Regions from separate parts of the Homo sapiens genome. Here regions 1, 2, 3, 4, 5 and 7 are each linked to region 6. A link is a loop called in an ENCODE intact Hi-C map of the cell type or tissue named here. Cell type or tissue: heart left ventricle. All regions are shown on one strand.

What was found. Hi-C counts contacts between places; a loop is a spot of excess contacts. Peaks named below come from ENCODE experiments on the same cell type or tissue, not always from the same donor. Only the 100,000 strongest peaks of a DNase experiment are listed, where the experiment ranks them.
Region 1: a loop joins it to region 6, with 2.3 times the contacts of the local background. A loop is called at or near these places in 26 of 110 quality-filtered maps.
Region 2: it touches region 6 in a loop (3-fold over the local background); 40 of 110 quality-filtered maps call a loop at or near these places.
Region 3: it touches region 6 in a loop (2.2-fold over the local background); 7 of 110 quality-filtered maps call a loop at or near these places.
Region 4: a loop joins it to region 6, with 5 times the contacts of the local background. A loop is called at or near these places in 60 of 110 quality-filtered maps.
Region 5: it touches region 6 in a loop (2.5-fold over the local background); 5 of 110 quality-filtered maps call a loop at or near these places.
Region 7: a loop joins it to region 6, with 4 times the contacts of the local background. A loop is called at or near these places in 14 of 110 quality-filtered maps.

Annotation. Positions count from the first base shown.
Region 1 is chr7:50,695,336-50,699,335 of GRCh38, reverse strand. The region is part of intron 5 of GRB10 (growth factor receptor bound protein 10); the gene reads left to right. Among named protein-coding and RNA genes, the nearest start is that of GRB10, 86 kb to the left of the region's middle. In heart left ventricle, a CTCF peak has its summit at 2,453 (motif pointing left); no DNase peak of the experiment used is centred here.
Region 2 is chr7:50,470,003-50,474,002 of GRCh38, reverse strand. DDC (dopa decarboxylase) reads left to right here. Exons shown (of 15, transcript NM_001082971.2): 12 at 3,832-3,930. Among named protein-coding and RNA genes, the nearest start is that of FIGNL1, 22 kb to the right of the region's middle. In heart left ventricle, no CTCF peak of the experiment used is centred here; no DNase peak of the experiment used is centred here.
Region 3 is chr7:50,593,621-50,597,620 of GRCh38, reverse strand. GRB10 (growth factor receptor bound protein 10) reads left to right here. Exons shown (of 19, transcript NM_001350814.2): 18 at 2,091-2,184. Among named protein-coding and RNA genes, the nearest start is that of DDC, 30 kb to the right of the region's middle. In heart left ventricle, a CTCF peak has its summit at 1,899; no DNase peak of the experiment used is centred here.
Region 4 is chr7:50,793,623-50,797,622 of GRCh38, reverse strand. No RefSeq gene overlaps it. Among named protein-coding and RNA genes, the nearest start is that of GRB10, 13 kb to the right of the region's middle. In heart left ventricle, a CTCF peak has its summit at 1,705 (motif pointing left); no DNase peak of the experiment used is centred here; H3K4me3 peaks cover 657 bases; H3K27ac peaks cover 547 bases.
Region 5 is chr7:50,961,571-50,965,570 of GRCh38, reverse strand. No RefSeq gene overlaps it. Among named protein-coding and RNA genes, the nearest start is that of GRB10, 180 kb to the right of the region's middle. RefSeq lists an enhancer at 1,938-2,453. In heart left ventricle, no CTCF peak of the experiment used is centred here; a DNase peak (open chromatin) is centred at 2,420.
Region 6 is chr7:51,065,991-51,069,990 of GRCh38, reverse strand. The region is part of intron 7 of COBL (cordon-bleu WH2 repeat protein); the gene reads left to right. Among named protein-coding and RNA genes, the nearest start is that of COBL, 250 kb to the left of the region's middle. In heart left ventricle, a CTCF peak has its summit at 2,123 (motif pointing right); no DNase peak of the experiment used is centred here; H3K27ac peaks cover 1,086 bases.
Region 7 is chr7:51,120,145-51,124,144 of GRCh38, reverse strand. All of the region lies in intron 6 of COBL (cordon-bleu WH2 repeat protein), which reads left to right. Among named protein-coding and RNA genes, the nearest start is that of COBL, 190 kb to the left of the region's middle. In heart left ventricle, a CTCF peak has its summit at 1,859; DNase peaks (open chromatin) are centred at 294 and 1,802; H3K27ac peaks cover 2,115 bases.

The DNA of each region.
Region 1 (4,000 bases), 370 kb after region 6:
TCATGAACATCTAGAATTAGACAGCAGTGCCTGCTGTCACTGGAGGTCTTAGTGTAATAAAAGAAGCAAATGAAGAAACTAAAATGTAAACATTAGAAAGGAAGACTGAAATATGTGTCTTTTTGCAAATAATTATTCAAATAGAAAATTTACACAGATATGTTAGCACTTTTAAAATGAGCAAGAATTCTCTAAGCAGATATAATGTGAGATCAACATGTAAAATGGAATAGTACTCCTGTATGCCAAGAAAAAACAATTGGGAAATGTAATATAAAAAGAAATCCCACTTATAATATTAACAAAAATTATAAGCTATCTAGGAGTATATTCAGGAAGATTACCAGGCATTATAGGATGTTTCAGAGCATGAAAACAACCTGAGTAAGTGGAGAGCTATATTATGATCATGGATCAGGAGACAGAATATAGTGCAGATGTCACATTTTCTCAAGTTTATCTTTAAATTTAATACAGTTGCAGCCAAATTCTTAACAGTTTTGTCACATGTGACTTGAAAAATGTTTCCTAACTTTAATAAGAAAGAGTGAAACTCAAGAATTTGAAGACAAATTTGAAAAACAACAAGGCGTTTGGAGGATTGATTTGCACTATCAGATAGCAATCCCTCTTATGTGGTATCACAACTAAGAAAGGATGTTGTTAGTTCAAGGCCAGACAAATAGACCAAAGGACCAGAATAGATATCCCATAAGGAGACCCACACATTTATGGAAACATACAGCACAGTGAAATCACGGCAGAACAGAGATTACAGGAACCATGACTGTTCACATGGGGTGGCAAGGAATGGAACCCTGCTGCGTATTCTACACAATAATTGGTTTCAGGCCAATTAAATAATTAAAAGTGAAAGAACAAAATGCCTTTTATTTGTTTGAATGACAAGAATTAATGAATAGTGAGAATCTTTATTCTCTTAGGCTAAGAAAGACTTTTGTGAATAAGACTTAGCACAACCATAAAGGGAAAATGGTAAATTTGACTGTATTACCATTACATATTTCTATGTAGACGTTACAGATGATATTTAACATGCTGAAAGGCGCACTTCAGCCTGGGAGAATAATTTGTAACTTCTTGCATGTACATACAAAAATGCATGTAACATGCAGAGTATTAGTATCCTGTTTATGTAAAAAAAATCCTATAAATAAAATAAGATAAACAATTACATAGAAAAACTGGCAAAGAACATGAGCAGGCAGTTTACAAAAAAGGAAAGCATGATGTGTTTGTGTCTGATTCTGGATACTCATTTCACAAGAAAAATGGAAACCAACTGAGCTGGAAATCAAGGAAGCCTGTGCTCTGAGGGCTGTTAGATGGAACAGAAAGACACAGATCCTTCTTTTAAGTGGGTCCAAGTGCAGAGTGTTCATCCTCCCTCTTGGCGTGTTCACAGCCCTGTGAGTCTGTGCAGAATGGACCTGGGGCTTGCAGCTCCCTGGCACTGGGTACAAAGGCTCCTTCCCTCCCTGGGGTGGGGTGGGGGTGGTTCAGCCCACAGCACAGCCTACAGGAGTCAGTGCCTTCCCTTTCCCATCTCTGTGCCTGACACCAAGTTCAACTTTGGGGATTCTTTTTAACGAGATGCTTTGGGACCTATGACCAAATCTAACAAACATACAGTGCGGTTCTTTCCTGCTTCCTTAATTTTCGAGGCATAATCAGATGCTGCCATCATAGGCTGTAGCTTTACATGGTATGTTTGATCCAGAGTGGCCTGGATCCTTGCATGGAACCTGATGTTTAGAATAAAAGATTAGCTGTGACTTTCCTTGACCTGTTACTGCTATCTGGCAAAGAGGATTTATTGCTCCTGTTTTATTACCTTGTTCCTAACTAATGTAAGCAGCTTATTTTTGTGTGACAGTTGCTAAAAATGCATCCCACATTTCTTAGCAGCACACAGCAGAGAGGGATGTACTTTTCTTTGAAAGGGGGTGGTTTTGCAATAGCTGGAATTACTTTTGACGATTTTGAAAAAACCTTTCTTTATTAAAAATATATAAAACAAAATTAACCATTTTAGTCGTTTGTATAAGTGTACATTAAGTGGCATTGGTCATGTGAACAGTGTTGTGCAACCATCACCATTTATCTGTTTCCAAAACTCTTATCACCCCAAACAGAAACTCTGTACCCATTAAGCAATAATTCTCCCCAGTCCCTGGTAACCTCTAATCTACTTCCTGTCACTTGATTTGCCTGTTCTTAGTACCTCATGTAAGTGGGACCATACACTATTTGTCCTTTTGTAACTGGCTTCGCTCAGCATGTCTTCAGGGTTCACCCATGTTGTAGCATGTGCCAGAATTTCCTTCCTTTTGAAGGCCAAATAATATTCCATTGTGTGGATGGACCACATTTTATTTTTCCATCATCTGTTGAGGGAGGGACACTTGGGTTGCCTCCACCTTGTGGCTGTTGGGAATAGTGCTGCTGTGAACATTGACATACAAGGGTCTGAGTTCCTGCTTTCAAATCCTTGGGGTATGTATCTAGAAGTGGAATTGCTGGATTGTAGGGTAATGCTATATTTAGTTTTTTCCTTAACAATATTTTTGAGATGTGAAGTTTTATTTTTAGAAGTTTGGCCTCTCAGTTTTAGGCAAATTTTGTCTGATTGTTGTTACTGCTCATAACCCAAGCAGAGATTCCTGGCCATGCCTCTCACCAGGAACCCAATTGAGTAAAGATGCCCAAAGGGTTGAAAAAGAGATGTTGAAGTCTGTGTACAAAAGCAGATAGAGTTGACTCTGTAGAGAGCTCCCAAAGGCTCATGAGCTTAGTGGGCCGTGTGGTGCAGTGGTAACAGCCTGAGAGGCTGCCAGTGAGTGCTGGTTTCATTTGAAACTCTGCTGTCTTGTGTACTGAGCCTCAGTTTCCTTGTCTATAACATGGGACAACAGTGCCTTCTTTGTGAAGTTGTTGTGAGAACTGGAAAGAGGCGTCTGTAAAGCACAGGATATCATGTCTGCCATGGTGTGCCCTCTTTAAGAAGTAACTCTTGCTGGTGAGTGCGAAGAAGTGGGTCTAATTCTGGAAGGCGGTTTGCTACTGTCTAACAAAAGCCTTGCAAAGGTCATACATTTAAACCCATCAATTCCAGGAATTTATTTCAATGACGTGTGCATGTGTGTGCATGTATATCCATTTCAATTCAATCAATAGCATATTCCCCTAGAATAAAGGAAATAGGGAAAGACAAGACTGATCAGATAAACATTACATACACTGATGATAGACTATTATTCTGTCTTAAAATATGTTAAATATCTAGTAATTTGAGAAGATGCTCAGATTTACTGAGTGAAAAAAACAGGGAAACAGGTTACGGTACTGTATGGTCCCAATTTTGTAGAAAGAGAAAATAAGAGCACAATATATGTTTTATATAATGATGTTTAATTTGGGTGGTGGGATTATGGGTGATTTTTATTCACCTTGTAATATTGTGCATTTAAAAATTTTGAACAAATGTAACAATTTTTCATAATGAAAATAAAAATATAATTACTATTATTTTTCATTTTATTTAAAAATACAATGACAGAACTTTGAATGTTTATTATCTAAACCTATAGCAGACAGGAAGGAACAAAAGACCCTGGAAATTCCTGTAAGTTCACCTCAGTAAGAGTTGGTTTTGGCAGCGGTATAGTATTGGAAGAGAGAGGCCAGCAAAAGGAGCCATTAGAACTCACGGAGTCCAGCAGGGTAAGTCCATTTACCTAGGAGCAAATAGCATTACACCTCATTAGCCCAGTGGACATCAATCATGCTCAGAGAGAGGACTGAAGTCAGTAAAGGTTGCGTTATATTCTTTGCCCCTGCTTAAGAAAGAAAGCAGCCAAGAGGATGACGTACGACATGTACAAGAGGGAAAATGAAAATAGGTCCTCTTGCTGGAAGGTGTGTTACTCTCACTCCCTAGAAAACTTACTGATCCAGGATAATGCCTTCCTCAAAGGTT
Region 2 (4,000 bases), 600 kb after region 6:
TTCCAACCAGGAGCTATGAGCTGCTCCTGCAGCTACTCAGAGGTGAGTGAGGCCCAAAGCCACCTCCAAGACTCCCAGGCCACTGAGGGAGACAGAGGCGCAGACCACGCAGGCCCTGATGCCTGTTCTGAAACACACCTGAGACACCTCGATCCTCCAGCCTGCCCTTTGTGGCCCAAGAGGACATGCCCCAAGTCCTTAGCTAGTCCTCTGCCTGCCAGCTCTCCTCTTGCCGCTTGTGGCAGGCAATGATGCTGAGATCCCTGGCACTATGGCTGGCAGTGCATGAGTCAGGAGCCATGTGGGGACAGTCCTTGTTTGGCTGCCTGTTGCTTCTAAAGGAACCCAGGCAGATGGGAAGCACCACAGCAGCCCAGTCCCACTGGCATCCATCCACCAGGCTTGGGAGGCTCTCTGGGGTGATTGGCCTTCTGTGCTGCTGTGTTCCTAGAGAGGGCTGGAGATGGCACATCATGTGTTCACAGCCAATGTTTCATGGCTGATGAGGGGACAAACGCATGAACCTTATGAAAGATGGAATGCAGAAGGTGAAAGCTGTTCTGGAGCAGAGGGGCTTCTAAATGCGAAGCACAGGCATTAGGCCTCAGCATACCAGCCCCAGGAAGCAGGAGTGGCCATGTGGGGACAGCCCCGGGCAGCCACCGGGAAAGCACACACAAGTTGGCCGGGTGTGAGTATGGGAGCAGCCTCAGGGCCCTGGTGTGCAGAGCCCCCAGGGCACCTCTCAGCCCAGCTTTGCTCTTTCTATCCCTTGGGTGCAGGCACAAGTGTCACTGCCTCTTACTGAACCCTCTCCATCTGCCACAACCCAGGGATGTCCCTGGCCGTATTTCCCGGCATCTTCTCTTTGCTGCTATTTTAGCTACAATGCAGTGACCTCTTTCCCTCTCTGTGCTCACATGCACCTCTCAGGCTCCTCTATGATTCCCACCTTGAATGTGAATTCCAGGCAAATGTCCCCAGAGCATTTGCTTTGCTGGGCTCAGCAGGGAATGGGAAGGAATATCATAGACATTCTCATTTTGTTCAAAGAGGCTGGAAACCCAAACCTAAGGCGGTCTGGGGAGAAGATCCATCAGTCTGGGGAGAAGATCCCTGGATGGTGGGCTGCCTACTGGGCCAGTGAGAAAGTGTGGGGTGAAAAGGATGAGCAGACCCTGGTAGTTCTATCCCCCGTCAGTAGATGAGGGCACGAGGACAGAGTGTTAGTCCCAGGAGGAGGCTGTTCAGGACGCGAGGTATGGCAAGAGAGCTCTGTGTTCTTTCTGATGGTGAACGGCACACTGAAGATGTAAGACAGCACCATTTGCCTCCAGTTTGCACGGTCCTGGGTAAAGTGGGCATCATTATGCCTGTTTCATAGGGGAGGAGACAGAGGTTCAGAAAAGTTTGCTGAACCTATTGAAAGACAGGACCACGGACCTAGGTCACAAGCCACTGAGCCATGCAGCCCTGCATGCTATTTGGATGAGGAAACTGCATCTTCTGGAAGATGTTGATGGCTTATCAAAAATGGGACAAAATACAGGTTTAAAAATGATCAATTGTGGAGGAAAAAGTACCAGGAAATAGATCATTTGATGTCCGGGAAGCATCAAATATGAATTGACTTCTACATAAAGAATCCTTTCAGATGACCCATGAATGAGGGTCAAATGGGTTTTACTCCTGATTTATTTAAGTACGTCCATCAACAATCTTCCACAAAATGTGGGCTGGCCGCGCCATGCCAAGCCAGGTGCTGGGCTTGGGGCTGGGACTAAAAAGGCAAATGAGACAGAGTCCCTTTCCTCTGGGAACTTAGTCTGGCAGGAGGTGAGGCTGGGTACACAGGGGTCACAGCTGTCTACTGCAGGCACCCAGGAGCATATTGGGGGAGGGGACAGTGCATCGAATTCAGTCTCTGGAGAGAACATGACAACATTTGGAGCCACATTTGAGTGAGCATTCAATTAGATTGTGTGCATTTTCACTCCGGGACCACAGAAATTAAGTTTACCTTGGTATTCTTCCAAATGTTAGACTGAAATCTAACATTTTAATTTGTAGGAAGTTGACCAGTCGAGGAATGATTTTGGAACACAGCGCCCATGCTGAACCATGGCAGGGAAGCGTCGTTTTACTGACTGTTAGATAGTCAGTCAGCTAGTGGTGGGATAAGGGGTTCTTCTTTTAGATTTCCCAAAAGACAAGTTAGCTTAGTTCTTGAGCAGCCCAACAGCTTGCAAACAGTGCTGACCAGCAGACAACTGTGTGTGCAGGTTCGGCTCAGGCTCTGCTGCATGCTGGCTTGGTGACATTGGGCAAGTCACTCTCCATACCTGCTTTTGCTCCAAGAAAGTGGGGATCCGAACCCTTGTTTACAGTGCTGCTAGGAAGCTCAAAGGAGATAATGTGTCAACACACCGGGCAGGGCCTGGTGTGCAACTGGGGGGAACCACACTGAATGCCTGAGTCAGAGGTTGGGTCCCTGTTTCCCTTTTGACTTGAGAAGCTCCTGCAGAACCATGGCTCTGGGCCCTTGAGCTACTTCTCTTGTGTTCAGAAGCAGTTGCCACCTGTTCATTCCACCCACACTTTATTTTATTTATTTATTTATTTTGAGATGGAGTCTTACTCTATTGCCCAGGCTTGAGTGCAATAGCGCCATCTTGGCTCACTGCAACCTCCGCCTCCTGGGTCCTGCCTCAGCTTCCCAAGTAGATGGGATTACAGGCATGTGCCACCATACCAGGCTAATTTTTGTATTTTTAGTAGAGAGAGGGTTTCATCATGTTGGTCAGGCTGGTCTCAAACTCCCGACCTCAGGTGATCCACCTGCCTTGGCCTCCCAAAGTGCTGGGGTTACAGGCGTGAGCCACCGCATCCGGCCTTCACCCACACTTTAAAAAACACCTGCAAGCCCTCCTACTGGGGAGCAGTGCGGGACTCAGGACTCCGGCTAAGCAGTCCCACCCGGCAGATGGCCCAGCTGCGCTAGAGTGTCGCGCCTGGCTGCACTGTGTCACCCAGGCCCAGTAGGGAGCTGGCTCAGCTCTCCTCAGTGTCTCCTTTATAGCTGAAATAGAATATGACTGTTAAGATGACCACACAGTGCTGCTATGCTCACTTCCCAGCAGTCTCCTCGTCCCAGTCCTTCCTTACTCACTTCACCACATCTCCATCCCTCAGTGTGTGGGGGCCGGTCAACTGACTGGGTCTGGGAAAACCAGAGGAAGGACAGGGAAAGCTTCTGGAGCACCAGCATGGAGACACACATTGTGTCTTCTGATGAGGGGTCTTGGGGTCACTCCATGGTGATCAGTAGGACCAAGAGGGAACCAGTATTGCTCTAGAAAACAGTGCCAGAACATCTGGGGCAGAAGTGGCAGACAAGAGCAGGTTCTGGCTCCCTCCTTCCTCGTAGGCAAGGACATCAATGAAAATTACCCCCTTATCCCCACTGGATGGTGAGCTCACTGGGGGCAGGGCCGTGTCTTCCCTGTTTGCTCACCACGGAACCCTAGGGGACAGCCCAAGGTCTGGCCCTGCTGTGCATGCCGCAAACACCTGTTGAGTGAAAACAATGAACATCACTGGCTCCCAGGTCAACAGTCCCCATCTGTGTTCCTTTCTCTTGGAGATTTGCAAAGAAAGCCTCTGCCCACATCACCGAGGGCCCTGCCATCCAAGACAGGCCATGGCAATGGGAGCAGGTTGGCCACCAGGGAATCGGCTGCCTCCAAGAGAAATAGGCGAGCCGGTGAGCCGAAAAGGAAGCCAGCTTTTAATATCTTCCTCACTGATGGTCTGTTTCATGTTTCATTTCAGCATTGGCAGATACCACTGGGCAGAAGATTTCGCTCTTTGAAAATGTGGTTTGTATTTAGGATGTATGGAGTCAAAGGACTGCAGGCTTATATCCGCAAGGTGACTTTGTTTTTATTATTTATCACGGTAAAATTGCGGAGGTCTTTCGGGACTTTAGAAATAAATTCAA
Region 3 (4,000 bases), 470 kb after region 6:
AGGCCTGGGCCATGCTGCCATTCACTCGTCTGTAGCTTCCCATCTGCAGAAGGAGACAGCAGATAGTTAACGGCAGAGAAAGGGACGCCCCACATTTTCCTCTAGTTAGAGCTGAAGCTCGGCAAACTTCTGGGTGTCAGAGTAACGATGTTTTATTTGGAATGACATGACTCTGACAAGTCTTTGAGGTGGGCACAGCTGCCCAGCATGCACCAGCGCTTGGGAGAAGAACTGGATCTCCTTGTCTTCTCTCTGGCGGTGCCGCGTGTTCCCCAGTGGGGTCTGAGCTTCCTCACGCCGTCCCATCTGGCCTGACCAAGCCAAACCATGGAATCCCATTCTGATCGGTGTTTCCCAAAGTATATCCTGAAGCACACAAGGCCTGCAAAGTGCTATTTTAGAAAGGGTGGGGGAGGTTTCTACATAGGTAAGATTGGAAAACTGCTAGGCAGTTACCATGAATATTCACATATTTAAGGCTCTGAGAAGTCCTGTAGTAAAATATATTTCTTTTACCTTTTCAGCATGGGATTTTCCAGTCTTATTTAACTGCTTTCCATCTTCACATTACAATCTAGACCTGGTGATTTTGCTGATGATTGTAGTTTGGTTTTGGATACATTTAAAGTGAGTTCCTTTTCAGGCCATTTCTTCTTTGTAGCTTTCATTGGATCTTTCTTCGCTTTCTGATGTATAACTATCTTTTCAGCTAACTCCAGATTTTCTCATGTAAGAGCAATGATTTTATGCCTTTTTTGTGCTATTCTAATTTAGGATTAAAAAAAAATTTTAAGGTTGTAGAAAGGTTGTAATAGTAATAGGATGAACTATACACACTTCGCCCAGATACCCTTATTAAGATTATGGCACATTTGCCTTTGTTCTTAGTTACTGTTTTTTCTTCTGAACCGTTTAGGAGTAAGTTGTGGCATGATGTCCCTTTAGTCTGAATTATTACAGTGTAAAATTTCTAAGAACAAGAACTTCTATAACCACAGTACCTTATAAAAACCAGGAAGTTAACATTGACGACGCAGTTCATTGTCTAATCTATACCCTTCTTCCTAATTGCCTCCTTTATAGCAAAAGAACATCTTCATCCTAAATCTTCTCTCCCAGCATGTATTCATAATCTTGACCTGCGTTTCGAGTAGAAGCCAATTCTTGTAGAGTGTGCCTGGGCTCAGCCTAGGCTCCTCACTCATGGTGAGATTCAGGCTATGCATTTTTGGCGGGAGCACCCCCGAAAAGTGATGTTGTGTCATCTTCAGTACATCGTCTCCGGAAGCCCTCAAGGTCAATTTGTCTCATTGCTAGTGGTGGTAATTTAGACACTTGATGAAGAAGATGCTGTCGGCCGGATTTCTCCACTGTAAAGCTATTATTTTCCCCTTTGTAGTAAATAAGTATTAACAGTACAATACTTTGATGCCATGAAAATACTCTTTTTTCTCATCCACCTTTCATCTGCTGGTTTCAGCATTTGTTGAAGATCCCCCCTCCTTCGTTAATTGTTAGTTACTACAGTAATTGCCAAAGGGTAGTTTTTGAATACATCTTGCCTTTATTTATTGGCTGACATTCTCCTCCAAGAAAGATTTTCATCTTCTCCCGTATTAATTTATTTGCTTATTTATTTTTAAATAATACTACAGACACGGATTCCGATTTCATGGGTTATGATTCATTACTTTTAAAATTCATTTTGATGCCCAGATTTAGTCATCCTGCCTCCTGTGTCTTTTTGACATGTCCTCATTATTCTTTGAGCACTTCTTGATATGCAGGCACAAAATAATCCTTTTCATCCTATAGTTTCCCTGCCCTAACCCTGTAGTCAGGCATATCCCCAAGGAGCCCAGCTTTTTTCCAATGGAGAATGACAATTCAGAATTACCGTCTTGGTGCTTGCCTGGTGTGCTGTTGCCCCTAGAGGCCACTTAAATGCCAAAGCACTGCACTGAAGCATTGTGGCTCCAAGCCTGTGTGTGTGTGTGTGTGTGTGTGTGTGTGTGTGTAAGAGAGTGTGTGTGTGTGATTAGTTCCAGATTTTAAAATATTTTAGCAATCAACTATTTTCCCTTCCCCAGGCTTTTTCTCCTCCGTGACAGCCAGAGTAATCCAAAGGCATTTGTACTCACACTGTGTCATCACCAGAAAATTAAAAATTTCCAGATCTTACCTGTAAGTATTGATGTTCTCAGACCAGTCCTTGTGGTTTGTTTTCTGGTTTCATTCTTAATGCAATTTTCAAGTTATAAACCGACAAGACCGGTAAGTATCAGACAGTTTCAAGGCTGCAGTTAAGAAACTTTCAAGAATTTCTTTACAGGTTTGTCTTTTGAAATTAGAAAAACATTTCCCTGGAAATAATCCTGAAAGTGGTGATAGGGTGTTGAGGCCCCCCTTGAGCCTGTGAGCTCTTGGTTGCAGCAGAAAGGGTACTGATGGGGAGGATCAAGGTCGCAGGAAGGGGAGGTGGAGGAGAATTAGCTGAGGGCCCACAGCTGAAAGGGTACTGATGGGAAGGATCAAGGTCACAGGAAGGGGAGGTGGAGGAGAATTAGCTGAGGTCGCAGCAGCTGTGAGCACGTGGGTCTGGAAGGCAGGAGTTGTGCAGCAGGATTGCCTGTTGGCTGCTGGAGTCTGAGGAGTCTTGTAATTTGTCCTGGTGTACACCAGGGCTATCCAAGAAGCGTTAAGTGGCCTCCCAAAGAGTAATTTTGTTTCTCCTTCCACATGGTCCTTGGATCTAAAGACCATTCTCCCTTTGAACAATTCCAAAAACTTCATTACAGAATACATTAATCAACACTACTTTTTTTGACAAAGCACTTTATGTTTGATTCGCCTGATGTTTACCTCTCACTTCAGTATGCCACAGTTCAATTCTAGTTCATGATTAGAGTGCTAGATCAGCGCCTACAAGAATTCAGTTTAGTTGAGAATACAATACACAAAATTAATAGCAGCTGTTTACATGCTGAATTGATAAATTCTGCAGGTAATGATAATGTTTGTGAAATGCATCCTGTGGAACCCAAACTCTACCAAAAGAGGCTGGCTGGACAGTTTCCTCTCAGAGATTCAATCTGCATGTCAGCAAAGAAAAAGCTCTGAGAAGGCTTAAATTAACTAAACTCACCTGTTTTACACAGTTGAACCTGGAGTTCTTCAGGCTTATCTGACCCCCAGGACTTTGTTATGATCTCAAGAATCGTGTAGTGACTGGCAGCCATGGACCATACAGGATGAGGAGGGTGTCTTGCTTAGCTTTTGTGAGCCAGGGGAAGGCAGTGTGCCACGCACTGTCTTTTCTGTGGCTGCTTGCTTCCTGCTGTGTGCTGACATCCCCACCTTACTCGTGAGGAAAATGAGGCTCATGGCTGTCAGTGGCTTTTCCTGCACCGCACTGGGGTGAGGAACAGAATCTGGGGTTGAGCCCAGCCTTCCCAGCTTCCAGCCAACCTTATATGCAAATACAGGAATTACTGTCCTAGGGAAAGTGCTGCATAGACAATCCTTTTTGTTCTTCTACTGCATTATATTATTCACACAGTTATAATTCTTTTAGCTCAAAATATAAAATGAAAAGTGATTGACATTTTAGGCTGGATGAGTAAATTAAAAAAAAAAAAGAAAGAAAGGGGGCTTTCGTGGTAGGCAGAGTGTGTAATGCCCAAATCCTACAAGTAACAAAAGAACAGCAACTTGGGACTTAGGGCATTAGGTGTGCAGCCTCTGTGTGTGAAAACTGGCTGTGGGATGTGCTGTTAGCTCTAGCAATGGTTTTAGAGTTACGAAGTGGTTCCAAGCTCATTAATTAGCCAAGCCTTAAGGCTGACCTATTCCCTGTGAACAACACGACCTCCTTTCAGCAGTGTTTTGCACTGTACTACAGTCATCCAACTGAAAACTCACTGAGTTAAAATAGGTGTTAGGAATATGATTCTCTCTGGGAGATACTGTGGCATTCCCCTGCTTTAATAAAAATAACTGC
Region 4 (4,000 bases), 270 kb after region 6:
TGCTTGAACCTGGGAGGTGGAGGTTGCAGTGAGCTGAGATTGCGCCACTGCAGTCTGGCCTAGGCGACAGAGCCAGACTCTGTCCCTACCCCCTCCAACCCCCCACCAAAATCAAAACAAAACAAACAAATAAACAATGACGGAAAATGGAATTCTATGGAAGTTCAAAACAATAGCTGTACCAGCCTGGGCCCAGAGAGACGGGAGGCACGACGGCATCTGTTTGGGTCTTTGTACTTTACACCATCCTTATGCTGAGCCCAACTCGCCGTTCCTCACCTGGTCTCCATTGTGCAGATCCCACCAGTACTTCAAGTTCAGAATCCCAGGTGCAGGCTTCTGATTGGTTGGGTCACCCTTCCGCCCACTGGCCCACCTACCTACAGAATGGGAATCTCTGGGCCAAGCGTCATCCCTGACCAATTTAATTGGTACTTAGGAATCAAGGAAAACCAGGGTTGTGGGGAAACTCTAGACAGAGCAGGGCTAGCTGGGGGGCACTGTGCTGGTAGGCCCCATAACAGACATATCCGGTGCTCTCATCGCCATATAAGCCTATACTTGACAAATAAGTATAAATAGTTAAATATAAATCTGACAAATAAGTCCCTTCTTACCCCTCCAGCTTGGTGTGTTATCAAAACTCTAACCCCAGACCCAGCAGCAACATTCTGTGACTAAATGCAACTACTTGGTACTGCGCCCTGAGGGAGCCAAGGTCTTTCATGGGTTTGGTCTGAGAGACACGCCTGTCCCTCAACCCCAAAGGCCTTTTCTTCAGTTCTCTTTGCCTAACTTACCATCTTTGATGTTCTAGGGTGCCATGGGGGCATGGCAACCACTGGGAAGCCTTCCTTGAATGCTGCCAGGCTCCCCACCTCTAGACTCCAGGGTGGCCTGTCCATCTCGTTTTGGAGTGTTTGGAATACTGGTGTGGATGTAGATCGTGCATCATGCAGGAGTCTATTAAAAATGGGCTGGGCGTGTTGGCTCACGCCTGTAATCCCAGCACTTTGGGAGGCCGAGGTGGGCGGATCATGAGGTCAGGAGATAGAGACCATCCTGGCTGACACAGTGAAAGCCCGTCTCTACTGAAACAATACAAAACAATTAGCTGGGGGTGGTGGCAGTCGCCTGTAGCCCCAGCTACTCAGGAGGCTGAGGCAGGAGAATGGCGTGAACCCGGAAGGCGGAGCTTGCAGTGAGCTGAGATCGCGCCACTGCACTCCAGCCTGGGTGACAGAGTGAGACTCCGTCTCAAAAAAAAAATTGCAGATGAACCCTGGAAGTGTGAACTCTCCAGAGCTTGGGTGGGCCCAGGGATGTGTAGTGCAAGCAGGCTCCTCAGGTATTCTGGGGCAGGCACTATGATTATATTATGACTATAGACTACCCCCTTCCCCTTGCAGGGGTGGGCAGGCGGCTGCTTTCCAGACATGTGCTCGCATGTCCACATGGGCCGCATGGGATGGTGGCTGGGCCGTGTGACTAGCAGTGGCTCATGAGAGCAGAGGCGAGGGCCACTGCTGCTCAAAGCAGTTAGCTGTCAGGGTGCCATTCACCCTGACTACTTTCCCTTTGTCAAGGTTACTGGCAATGTTTGAGACAGTGCCCAGGTCTCAGAGGCTCCTGAGAAATTAATTCACTGGACAGTATTCCCCAGTAATGACTATTCACTTAGTGCCCTCTCTGTCCCAGGCACTCCACCTGCTGGAAGGACACTAGTGAAGGGGCACAGAGTTGCCACAGTCACCATGCTTACAGTCAACAGGGGAAGACAGATGTTAATCAATTCATTACTAATTAAAAATTAGAGTCTATCAGATTCTCTACTTTCAGCTGAAGGAGGCTTCTAGCTCATGTTTAGATAATTGAATTTCTCACTATCACGGAATCCTGTGTCCTGACACCTAATTCCAGCTTATATGTTTCCCCTTGGGGAAGTGCTTGAACTACAAGCCTCCCTGTCTTGCCCAGTATGCTGAGCTCTCCAGGATAACGTATAGGCTGCATGGCTAGATTCCACTGTGGCTGCCACCCTGTTGAGAGGGAGCATTGTGCGTGGGCAGGGGCATCTGGAGTTTGGGGGAAGGGAAGGCTATAAGATACAATCTGTATATAGGATTGGCTCATCCAGGATCACTGCACAGAGGACAGCTGCAGCTTCTGCAGCCACAAGAGTGACAAGTTCATGAACTTGCATCAGAAAGTGTCTCTGAATGGGTTCTGCCCACTGATGTCTACAGAGAGCCAGGAAATGTAGGGAATGAGGGCCTGTCCTAGGAATTCTAGAGACCTATGCTAGCAGGAAAACACTTAAGGACATTTATCTTGATCACTTCTCTGTGAATAGTAATGTCTGAAAACCCATACATTTTGAGACAACTAAATGCAATACCTGACTCTAGACCTCAATAGTGGATCTTGTAACAGAGGGAAAGAAATACTATGGAAGACATAGTCAGATCAACTGACTATACCGGAATATGGACCTAGATTGGATACAAGTATTTTATCAATATAAATTTACGAATTTGGTGACTATTGTGGTTATGCACATAATATCTCTACTCTTAGGAAAGACACATCAATGTATTTAGGGGTAAAGGGGCCATAGTGTATGGAATTTACCCACAAGTGATTCCAAAAGAACATATGTCTATGTATCAAGGAACTTTTGAAACCTCTATCAAAGCCTCCTTGCCTATCAGGCTATCTGACTGGTGTAGGCATGGATTGCTGTTTGGACCTTCAGCAGAAGCTAGAAGGTTCAAAGCTGATGCATTTGTGAGAAGTTGGCTCAAACTGAGTTTTCTGTTCTTTAATTTTCTTTTGAGTCCTTTGTCTGCAACAGGAGTCCTCTGTGTTCCTTTCTTCTAGGAATCTAAAATCCTTTGATATCATCCTCTCTTGATTTTCATCTTACGTGTTTCTGAGCTTGGACCAATAGGCAAAAATTTAGGGAGGTCTGTTTCAGTTACAGGGAAGGATGACCTTTCCATGAGTAACATCTGTCTAAGGTGGAATAACTCCTGCTAGAAGCAGGTGCCTACGAGGGGCTTTGGTACAATACCGTACATGGCTTCCAATCCTTGCTCTGCACTTACCAGCTACTTGACTTTCAGCAAGTCACTTAACCTCTCCAAGATTCAGTTTCCCAGTCCGTACACAGTGGGACTCTAACAGTAACACCTAGAGGGCCACAGTGGGGGTTACATGCAAGGATTCATGAAGGTTTTGCACAAAGTGCACGCTCTATGAAGGCAAGATATTGTCGCAGCTGCGTTTAGAACGCCAAGACCCAGGAAAAGACATACTTATCGTTATGCTATGTGTATTAGAGTTTTGACTCGGTAGAGATATTAAGAATCACACTAACGACAATGGCTTCCGTCAATTGGGGGGTAGGGGAGTCTTTTTCGCAGTCACTTTATGTTCCCAGTATGACCTCATTTAATCCCCAGGACACCAACCCTCAGGCGGGCGTTATTAGCCCATTGTAAAGATAAGGACACCAGGCTTGGCAGCATTAAGAAAAAATGAAGGGCCTCTCACTCCACCCGCACTTCGATACTCATACGCAGATGGGGCAAACTGAGGCTCAAAGAGGTGAGGCCCCAGACCTGGCTGGCTGTGAGCAAACCCAGGTTTCCTTTTCCCAGGCCGGGTGCCTTCAGCCCACGACAGAGTACGGGGCAGCCCCAGCTCTTCCGTCCCGTCCTGCTGCGCCCAGGATAAAGGATCTGGACTGCGCAGTTAATACTTTGTGCGTTTCAAACAGTTCGCTTATAAATTGTCTTTCGGGACAGGTCCAATTTGTCCTTTCACTGGCGAAGCCTCCTGAGCCGCGGCGGTCGTGGTCCCGCGCCCGAGTCCCGAGGACAGCAGGAGGGGGGAACCCGCTCAGCAGCCCGGGGCAGGAACCTCCGGGAGCTTCTGGCCCCCCGGCCGTCCGGCCCGCGGCCCGCGCCCCCGCGCCACGCCCTGCGCCCAGGCCCCG
Region 5 (4,000 bases), 100 kb after region 6:
TGTCTTCTTTTGAGAAGCGTCTGTTCATGTCCTTCGCCCACTTTTTGATAGGGTTGTTTGTTTTTTTCTTGTAAATTTGTTTGAGTTCATTGTAGATTCTGGATATTAGCCCTTTGTCAGATGAGTAGGTTGCAAAAATTTTCTCCCATTTTGTAGGTTGCCTGTTCACTCTGATGGTAGTTTCTTTTGCTGTGCAGAAGCTCTTTAGTTTAATTAGATCCTATTTGTCAATTTTGGCTTTTGTTGCCATTACTTTTGGTGTTTTAGACATGAAGTCCTTGCCCATGCCTATACTATGCAGCCATAAAAAATGATGAGCTCTTGTCCTTTGTAGGGACATGGATGAAATTGGAAATCATCATTCTCAGTAAACTATCGCAAGAACAAAAAACCAAAACCACATATTCTCACTCATAGGTGGGAATTGAACAATGAGAACACATGGACACAGGAAGGGGAACATCACACTCTGGGGACTGTTGTGCGGTGGGGGGAGGGGGAAGGGATAGCTTTAGGAGATATACCTAATGCTAAATGACGAGTTAATGGGTGCAGCACACCAGCATGGCACATGTATACAGATGTAACTAACCCGCACATTGTGCACATGTACCCTAAAACTTAAAGTATAATAATAATAAAATAAAAATAAAGAAAGAAAGAAAGAAAGAAATAACAAAAAAAGAAAAGATAAAAAAACAACTCCTTCCCACTTGGGGCAGGGCAATTATACCCATTCATTCTTAGGCCTTCAGGCAGTACTAGGGAGTGACCCCAGCCGATTGCCCTCAATTTCCAAGGAGCCAGTAGGCAACAGCCTCTGAAAGACTGAAAAAGAAAGTGGGATGGGAGTGGGGGGCGGGAAGGTGGAAATGAAAAAGACCAAGGTTCCTTAAGCTAATGAAGAGGTGGCGGTCAGCCTTCTCCACATGGAAACCCCTTAGTTTCACTGGCCATGGCCAGAAACCTGCAGTTGCTTCCATGTTTACCTGCTTCCCACCAAGGGTCCCAAGTTGGAAAGGAAAAGAGAGAGGGAGAGAGAGAGAGAGAGCCCCTGAATGGAGCAGAAAGGAAAGGGAGAAAAATGAATCCCAAACTTTGGGCTTATCTCTTCCTTCTGGCTGGCTCGCCAAAATATGTTAATGGTGGAAGGTGTCTAGGCTCTTGACGTCCTCAACAAAGAGTTGGACAAAATGCACAAAGCAAGGAGGGAAGGGTTTTATTGAAAATGAAAGCACACTCCACAATGTGGGAGCGGGCCTGAGCATAGGGGATCAAAGGCCCTGTTACAGAGGTTTTTTGAGTTTAAATATCCACTAGAGGATTACATTGGTGACTTGGTGTACACCCCATGTAAAGGGAGAGGATGAAATAAAGTTACAAAGTCATTTATAGTGTATGCCCTATGGAGAGGATATTTCCTGTTATAGCTCAAGTGTGAACTAGCCTCATATTCTCTGCCTCCAGACCCTATTTTCCTGCCTCGTTAGGACAGCTATGTTATTGTGGCTAGGCCAGAAGTTCCTGCTCATCCCTCACTGTGGTGTAAATGCTACAACATCCTTCCCACTTCACAGATGAGCAAAGGCAGTCTCAGAGACATTGAGAGACATGCCTGGGTTCACACTGTAAAGTTTTTGCAACGCAATAGCTTAAACATTAAAAATATTGATTTAACACGTTACCATTTTTTATGTCAGCAATAAGGGAGATTTGCATAAAGGAGTCAGATGTTCCTTGTACTAGTTTTCTGTTTGTAATTTTTGTAGCTTTGACATTATCTCCAAATTAAAGTTTACAGAAAAAGTGATCATGTTTTGACTCCCACTAAAGCCAGCCCTCGGGCTCCATGCTTTTCATGCATTGTCTGCAATTCTCCTATGGCTTGCACGTGGACATCAGTCCACTCCACAGATGGGGAAACTGAGGCTTGGTGTAGGTGGGCAACCTGCCACAGGTCCTGATGGAACTGGTTAGGCGTCTGCACCCAGGTGCCTGTGCCTCCCAAGCCCATATTCTTTCCATCCCCTTGAGTGGCCTCTGTAGTCAGTCTTCAAAGACCTGTCCTTTAGGGTTTAAATAAAGTGTTCACAATTTGGGACTCAGTTGTCCTGTGTCCCCAGATTTGGAAACCTCTCCCTGTTTGGTGCCTTCCACCCTTCAGAAGTCAGCTCAGCCTCTCTCTTCAGAAACAAGATCTGAAGTCCTCATTATCCAGCAAAGATGAGGAGGAGGAGGAGGAGGAGGAGGAGGGGGAGGGCCAAGAGGAGGTCTCAGTGGCTTCACTGATGACAAAGAGGCAGCTGGAGGCTCCCTGAAGAGACCAAAGCCCAGGAGCAAAGGCTGGAAACCTTCCAGAAGCGGAACCAGAGCCAACAATAGAGGAGCAGCAATTAAAACTCCACTGGCCTGGGCCCAAGGGGCGGCACCTCCCAGTGCCTTGTGCCTGCCTGGGGAGGTCCTGCCTGCGGAGATGACTCAGCACAGCCCAGGGGCAGGCCTGCAGCGACCTGTGGGGCAAAACCCAGAGCAGAGGTGGGGCCATTCAGCACCACTTTCCCACCCAGCTGAGAGCTGGCAGACCACACCAGGCACCACCACCAGGCTTCCTGCAGGGCAATGCAGGCACCAAGAGAAGAACCCCAGCGGTGGACACATCTCACTCATTTTAAAGCTCTAAACAGAAGTCGTTGTTTAATCTCCCATTGAAGTTGGATTATCTCTGCTTCTGCTAATAAAAGCTGTCATTTATGGAGCACTTACACCAGCAACATTTTATCAAAGGGAATATGATGTTCCTCATGTTGAAGGTGAGGCTCGGGTCATTTAAATAATTTTCTCAAATCATGTGGCTAAGAGGAACAGAAACTATTGCTTACACAAAAATCTCCTTTATACCAAATCTCATGCTTTTGACCAGTGGTCAGACTGCTGGTGTTGGTCTTCACATGTGCTGCAGCCTACATGGTCGGGCGTCCAGCCCTCCCATGGGTCGAGTCCTCATTCTAATCTATCCCTTAGGGGCTGTGCACTCATCTGGCCACTCTGGTCCTCTTGAAAGGCTTTGCTGGTTGACTCACACTCCGCGGGTTTCCTCCTGAACGGCACACATTTTGGCGGCTCCCCTCCCCTCCTCACCCTCTGGGTGCTGGATGCCCAGGGCTCCCTCCCAGCCTTCCTTCCATCCCGGCCCTCACTCCCTGCCTTGGTGTTCTGGCTCACTTGTACCCATAGCTCTATGGACCCTCTCCCCCAGCCTCTCAGCCTCCCTCTCCAGTCTGGACTCAAGATTGGAATCTCTGCCAGGACATCTTGTAACATCTCAGACCTCTTTTTTTTTTTTTTTTTTTTGAGAGTCTCACTCTGTTGTGTAGGCTGGAGTGCGGTGGCATGATCTCAACTCACTGCAACCTCTGCCTCCCAGGTTCAAGAGATTCTCCTGTCTCAGTCTCCTGAGTAGCTGGGACTACAGGTGTGCACCACCACACCCAGCTAATTTATTTATTTATGTTTTGTATTTTTAGTAGAGATGGGGTTTCACCACATTGGCCAGGCTGGTCTTGAACTTCTGGCTTCAAGTGTTCTCCACCTGCCTCAGCCTCCCAAAGTGCTGGGATTACAGGCGTGAGCTGCCACACCCAGCCTCTGACCTCTTATACTATCTCAGACCTCATGTGCCCAGGCCAGAAGTCTCCACTTTCTCCCCCACACCTGTTTTTATGCCAGTATTTCCCATTGCAGTTAACAGCGTCAACTTTACTCAGATGCCCAAGCCCCAACCTAGGACACACCCTTAATTTCTACTTTTTCTTCACCTGCCTCCTCCAGCCAGGGAACCAGAAAGCTGTTGGGCCTCTGTCTTCCAAACATACCCCAACTCTATCCACTTATCCCACGGGTTTTCCACCACCTGGTCAGGCTCCAGCCGTGCAGCCAGGACCCCTTGCCTCAGTTTCCCACCTGGACCCCCTTGTCGCCTATGAGCCTTTCTCTATAGGGC
Region 6 (4,000 bases):
TTTTCAGTAAAGGGAAAAAGAAACCCCCCCAAAAGAGATTAGATCTATTGAGATTATTTAGACTGGACACACTGTTTCCTGGTTGATAAATCTGCTACAGGGCTTCAGGGCAGGAAGTGAGGAGAAAAAATAACCAAAACATAAAACCCAAACGCAAATGGAATAGTCAGTATCTATCATACTTTCTTCTTTGGCCCATAAGGGACAAGATTTAAAGAGTGGATGCATCCTTTCCTTGTATGTTTTGTGTGAATAAGAAGTGGTAGGGAGGAATATAAAGACATCCTGAATCACACAAATCATCAACCACAGGATGGAAATGGATGGCAGATTGCCATGTCTAGCCCACACACACATCCTCTCTGCCAGGTAAAGTTGCCAATATTAAAAGTCAGATTTGGCTTGAAATTCTGGTTCTTCCTGGAATGTGTAAAGAGCCTTCCCAAAGGGCTCACATCCTTCAAGTAAGCCTTGAGCATAGCTTGGCAGCAGGTGCTCCCTGAGCACAGGCCGGCACTTGCCATGCACTGCGGAGCCCACCAATCCCACAGCTAACACCCAGGCTAAGAATCCAGTATTTTCAGGCTCATGTTTTTCCAAAAAGAAATTTAAAGGGAAAGTGATTATGTCCTATAGTCAGGAGCCTGAGAGGACCAGAGAGGCAGATGCAGCACAAACTTACAGAGTTGCTGTTCCAACAAGAGAAGTGTAGTTGGTGGTGGAAGTAAGCATATTTGTATCTCTGGCCTGTTTCTGCCTCATCCCTGCGCCCTTCGCTTGGCCCTTCTCTCTCAATCATTTCTCTCTCCTACCTGGTCTCTCATATGGGCAAACCCCGAATCTGCACCCACAGTGGTGTATTGGCAGAGCTGTGCAGGGAATGCCCCAGAAGGCAAATTACCTTTCATGTCTGCTGGCTCCATTCTGCCCCTTTACATTGTCATTGTCATATTAGTGAGGATTGGGTGCGATCAGGCCGAGGGCAACGTTTTGATGAGCTGGAACTGTCACTCACTGCACAAGTGGCCTACATTTGGAGTCTTCAGGCTCCATAGCAGAAACCTTAGATGTGAAGAGTGAGTTACTTAAGTTCAATAAATATAAAATAATAGTAAATGGTTATAAATTGAGACGTTTAGCTTCTAGTAGGAAAACTACAAGTCTCCATTTAATATTGCAAAGTGAAGTGTAGGAAGAACATTGATGGGGATTTCTGGGTTTTATGCTATTTTTTATATTTCACAGCTTTATAGGAGTGTAATTGACACACAAAAAACTGCATATGTACAAAGAAAGTATATAATATAATCAGTTTCGACTCTTGTATACACCATGAAACCATCACTCACCATCGAGTAATAAACATCCATCACCCTCAAGTTTCCTTGCATCCCTTAGTCATCATTTTTAATCTGCGTATGTGTATGTATATGTGTATATGTACATAAGACATGCACACAACTATATATATTACTTTATGACAGTACTGTACATCGAATGGGAAAGTTAGCAAAATATAGGTTTTAATAACAAATCCTAAATTAATTGAGAAGTAAAACTTCATTCTAGCTAATTGGGAAATTGTTTAAAAGGAGAACATTAAGTGTTAAAATTGATGACCCTAATGATAAAGCGAGTATTTGATCTGAGGAGAAAGAAAGCTGGTCGCAGCATTTTAATAGTCATCTGAATGCATCCTTTGTGAAGTGAAAATGTGGGGATGTGAGTGCACATACAACCTTTGGAACTATTTCTCCCCTATCCAAGTTTTCAAGAGGAAACAAAGGTAATTTCTCCACTTAATTTTCTTCTGCTAAAGAAGCATGAGTGTGTTCTTTAAACCATGTTTACCAAAAGTAGCTGAGAGGAGGTCAGCCCACCGCCTCTGCCGCTCAAGCCTGGCTTGAGAACCGCTGACCAGGATTGCTGGCTCTAGTCAGGAGCCCAGCTGCCAGGCTGGGGCTAGGCAGCGGCAGGCACCAGGGCAGCATCTGTCTTGGGCTCCACTGCAGTGGCCAGCTGCCCACTGACCCTCACTCCGTCTCTGCCAGGTTAGCAAGCAGTCGAAGGGGCTGCTTATTTAAGAGACAAGAGATTCTTGGATGACTTTACCCGCACATTTCAGCCACCAGGGGGAACCCTGATTATCCCATTGATAGACAGAGTTGAAGAGAATGGAAAGAAACATACAAGAAGTTAACATTGGGGCTTTGCTGCATTTATGCCAATATTATGTTGCAGCTAGTCACACAACAATTTAGTGACTGTAATTATAGGATTGAGTTCTCTCATTTACAAAGAGGGGAAAGTGAGTCAAGAAGAGTCTAGTAACTTGCCTAAGATCATGCAGCTAAGAAGGGTCTGTGCTCAGATGGCTGACTCCCCATCCTCTGTTACAGTGTGACTAGTGGTTCTAAAAAGGGATGTGTGTGTATGTGTATACATGCACACATACATGTGCATACATGCATGTGCACCCATGGTGCATGCATATCTAGACTCATGTACATGTGCATAGATGTATATACAGTGCATGTATGCATACCCACACAATACATGTGCACATTGTGTATCTTAAACATCTATGCATACATACACAAGTGTGTACAAAATATTTGTGTATATATACACATGCATACATATATGCCTACACATGGTGTACATATTCATGTTTGTATATATTCATGCATACATGCACATCTATATACATTTGTAACTTGTGTGCAAATATACATAACACGTGCGTGCACTCATACATCCATGTGTATACACTGTGTGTGTGTGCCTGCACGTGTGTGAAGATATGAGGCCAAGGACAGTATGTGGCTATATTAGCTTGTTGCTGCCAGTATGCTTCCCCACCCCCACGCCACCCCACACACAATATATCTCTGAGCCTGGTGCTTCGGTCACTGGCAGGCTTTGCAAGGATTCTGAACTTGTCCACTTTGGCCTCCCAGAAGTTATTGTCAGGCCTCTTGTTTGGTGCCTAATTTATGACTTGGAAGAGATTTAAAGATTAAAGAGAATATGGCCAGTTAGTTGTTTAAATGAATAGTCTTCCATAGTTAGATAGGGCAGAAATCCAAATCAACCATGTTAGTAAACTCAAACCTCATCTTTCGTCTCTGCCCTTGCACTTATGTCTGCCTCCATCTGGCTATTTATTAGCCAGGAGGCACCTTGCCATGAAGGAGGTGGCCTCTGCTTGAGTGCAGACTGCACAGTGGGACTACAGGAAGGTACAGCCCATGGAGGGGTGGGGGTCTTAGTCTTCATAGATTCGCTGCCAGCGGGGTCGGGGCAGGAAGTGATGATGGCTAAAGTGGCACCCCCTTCCCATGCACTTTTCCTGGAGTAACCCTTAAATCTATACCACAGCCCTATGAGGTCACTGCTGTTGTTATCATCCTCATTTTACAAATAAGAAAACAGCACGTAGATGATAAGAAACTTGTCTGCAACCAAAAGCAAGTTAATATTTAAGCCAGGACTTGAACCTTGCCAGTCTGGTCCCAAGCACCTGCTTAACTTCCATATCCCTCCTCCCTACTCTGTGTCCTGTTAGTCTGTAGGGAGGGCTACAAGGCTCTAACCCTGCTCATATCTCCCCAGGAAGCCATTCCCTGTGTCCACAGAGGAAGGAGAAAGTGGAGGAGGTGGTGCGTGCTGTTTGAGCTTTATGGGAGGATCTCTCATGTGCAAGCCCACCTAAGCCCACAGCCAACAACAAGTATGGGGCTGCACAAAAATACCAGGAAGGAGGGGCTTGACTCCAGAGGAAGGAAGATCAGAGGACACCACAGAGACTGAGACAGTCACCATGTGTGGGCCTGTCAAGCCACAGACACTGTCGTGGACTTCAATTACTTTAATATTTTCATCACAGTGCGCAGCAACACAGTGCACTGATATGTTAGTCTGCTAGGGCTGCCATGATATCATACCACAGAATGGGTGGAAATTTATTCTCTCACTGTCCTGGAGGCTGGAAGTCCGA
Region 7 (4,000 bases), 54 kb before region 6:
ATCCCAGGCACTCTGCTAGGACTTTTATGCACATCATCTCATATAACTTCATCTTTACAATATCCTTATAAGGCAGGTTCTGTTATCTTCATTTTACCAATGAGGACACTGAGGTTTACAAAGGGAAAGTGAGGTCCCAGGGCTGCTACTACTGCCAGTAAGCAACAGAATATGGGCCTGTCTGATGTCTTTTCTGCATGGAGCCATCATGCATTGATGCTGATTCAATCCAAGAGAGTTGTGTAACACTTGGCAGAGGGGGGTGCAGGGTGACTGTGGCTCTGCAGCCTCTGCCTGGGGTGATGTGGGTGAGGAGGTGGCATGGTGCTGTCACATGGCGTAGCACTGCAATGAGTCACTTCAACATGATCTTGTTAGACATAGAGATTCTGAAATGAAGAAAATGTTTGACTCATTTACTCGTCATTGACAGGGAAGTCATGCATTTGCTGGTTGAGAATCAAAACTCAAAGATTTAAAAACAATTGTATGCATCTTCTTGAAGGAAAAATGTACCCCTGCTCCATCATTCACAGCCTCCTTGAATTTTTCACTGGAGTGTTTTCTTAGCACTGTCTGTTCATGGTGCTCTTTCTCAGCAGCCTGTTCTGCTTGTGCAGAAAGTCCTACTGCAGTTGAAACATCCTGGCAGAAAATGAAAGAATTGGTTCACCTCCACACATGGCCTCTTGTCAAAAAAATTAAGCAAAACTGGCAAGTTAGCGACAAGGGATACAAGGCTCTTGTTCTGTAGAACTCTGTTCCCTTGATGGAACTACTTAGTAAATGGGGTTAACTTCATCAGGCTAGCCAGCTCCAAATATACATAAACTCAAGAAGTCTGGAACCCATGTCAAATTCATGTTAAAAGGCATGAACTGCCAAGCCATTACTGTAGGCATAGCCAAATACATTGTAAATATATCTGTCAGTTTTGCTCAGATACGGATATCTGCCTGTTTTTTGAGATGCTTCCTTTTGTTTTGGCTTTACCCAACTTCCAAAAATCTGTCTGTCTGCTCATACAGTATGTTATGAGACTTTAAAAGTCTTGATAGGGACAACAAATAAAACAAGTAGGATTCTTTCAGGCCTAACTAAACTGTCTTTGAGTCTACATTTTACAAAAATAATTATGTCATTCAATTTTTTTTTTTTTTTTGAGATGGAGTCTCGCTCTGTCGCCCAGGCTGGAGTGCAGTCAGTGGTGCGATCTCAGCCTACTGCAGCCTCCTCCTCCTGGGTTCAAGCGATTCTCCTGCATCAGCCTCCTGAGTCGCTGGGATTATAGCCATGCGCCACCATGCCCTGCTAATTTTTGTGTTTGTAGTAGAGACAGGGTTTTGCCATGTTGCACAGGCTGGTCTCGAACTCCTGACCTCAGGTGATCCACCAACCTCGGCTTCCCAAAGGGCTGGGATTACAGGTGTGAGCCACTGTGCCTGGCCTGACATTTAAATGTTAAATGTGCCAGATGTAAAGCATATCTGCCATTTTAGTAAATTAACAAAACTAGCAAAGAGCTAAATAACTGAATTGATACTAATGCATTTTGTAATAAACAGCCAAGTATAGGTTGTATTTATATTCTACAATGTGGAGACGAAAAAACAACACTTATGATGGTACAAAACAACCTTTCTAAAAATACTGGGGAAATAGAAGTGCTGCAGAGATCATCTCTGGCGTCCAGCTGCCTCCTCCCATCCTGGAGATGGTGAAGATGAGGACAGCATTGTGTTCAGAGGCACAAAGGAAGCCGAGTTCCTGTCCGACACAAACATCCCTGGGAACCTGTGGCACCTCCCACTGCAGAGCCTGTGAAAACAGCCAGGCTGCAAGGATCCTCCTTGGTGGAAATAGCCGGGCAGCTAACGCCAGTGTGCAGAGAAAGGAAGCTGGAGCTATTTTAGTTGCTTAACGTCTACCTTTTGTTTGTGGATCGTTTCCTCTCTGACACTTGTGGCTAAAGAAGCAAGTGTTGTTTGAAGGAGATTAGAGTCTTAAGTATTTTTAACACTCACTAGAGTGTGACATTGTATGGGAGCTCTCTGTGATAAAATCAAAATGAAAGGTGAGCTCGCCACTCTCCTGCACGTTGACAGTTTAGCAACATGGAGGAAGTGGGAAGCTGGCTTTGTGTTAGAGAGTTATGCTGTTCAAATATCCATCATTTAAGTATGCTGTTCTTATCCTTGTACTTCGTCATACTTTGTCACTTTGGTTTTGCCTGTCAGTCACGTCAACAGTCAGTATGTTTTTCACTATGAAGGGAAACTGCTGGAAGAGTGAGTTCATTATTTCTCTCACCTTTACATTTTGCAACTTTATATGTATATTCATGATTCTGTCCAGCCACCTTGATAATCCACAATCAGAAAAGTGGGTTTTCAAATATAAATCAGGATTTTAAATTTGCAGCAGTGTAAAAAGATCCAATTCCTGTCTTTGAGGCACTGTTCAGGATTTGGAAACTGAAGCTGGGTGCAGAGCCTCCTAGGCACCATCTCGTCTTGAACTTACATTCTGAACTCAGCCTTGACTGCTCTGGGTTCATTGTGGTTAACTAACCTTCAGCTTCAAAGACATTTGATTTACTCCTCAACCAAACTTACAAAATTTTAGTATCTGCAAAGCTTTTACTTTTGTGCACCAAAGGACACAGTCAACAGATTAAAAAGGCAACCCGCAGAATGGGAGAAGATATTTGCAAATTATGTATGTGATAAGGGATGTGTTGTATGGAGAACTCCTTCAACTCAACAACAAAAAACAAACAACTCAATTAAAAAATGAGCAAAGGGCTTAAATAGACATTTCTCCAAAGAAAATATACAAGTCAGCAAGCACATGAAAAGATGCTCAGCATCACTAATCGTAAGAGAAATGCAAATCAAAACCACAATGAGATACCATCTCATACCCATTAGGATGGCTGCTATGAGAAAAAACACAAAAGAAAAGATGCGTTGGCGGGGATGTAGAGAAATTGGAACCCTTGTGCATTGTTGGTGGGAGTGTAAAATGGTGCAGCCACTGTGGAAAACAGTATGACAGGTCCTCAGAAAATCCAAAATAGAATTCCCCATAGGATCTAGCAATTTCACTTCCGGGCATATATCCAAAATAATTGAAAGCAGGGCCTCAGACAGATACCTGTACACCCATGTTCATCGCAGCATGATTCATAATAGCTGAAACATGGAGGTAACACAGGTGTCCATCGATGGATGAATAGATAAACTGTGGTTTGTTCATTTGTTTACAATGAAATATTATTCTGTAATAATACAAAAATAAATACTTAAACATTTAAAAGGAAGGAAATTTTGATACATGCATCATCATGGATGTACCTTGAAGACATCATGCTAAGTGAAACAAGCCTGTCACAAAAAGACAAATACACAAATGCCATGTGATTCCACTTAGATGAGGCACTTACAGTAGTCAGATTCATGGAGACAAAAAGTAGGATGATGGTTGCCAGGGCCTGGGGGGTGGGAATTGGGGAGTTATTGTGGGATGGGTAGAGTTTCAGTTTTACAAGATGAAAAGAGTTTTGGAGATTGGTGGCACAACAATGTGAATGTACTTAACACTACTGAACTGTACAATTAAAAGTGGTTAAGATGGTAAATTTTATAGTATGTGTATTTACCATAATTAATGATAAAATTTAAAAAATTATTTAACCACTTCCTTTAAAAGGTATAACCTTAAGTAAGATCTTTTTACTTAAATATGGTAAATATAGTTTCTCCAAATGCCTTACGTGTGTTATATTTTTGAGTAAAATATTTTCAGTGAACCTAAGAAGGTTCACTGATGCCTGAAACATTTTTAGTGGGTAAATTTATTTGACAGTGAAATAACTTATATTTTAGGCCATTTACCCTCCCTCTCCATGTATTTTCTTTCTCCTTTGTATGTTATACCATTTGACAACACTGTTTTGACCCCCTTGTTTGATCCTTGCAAGCTAGAGTTATAAAGGATT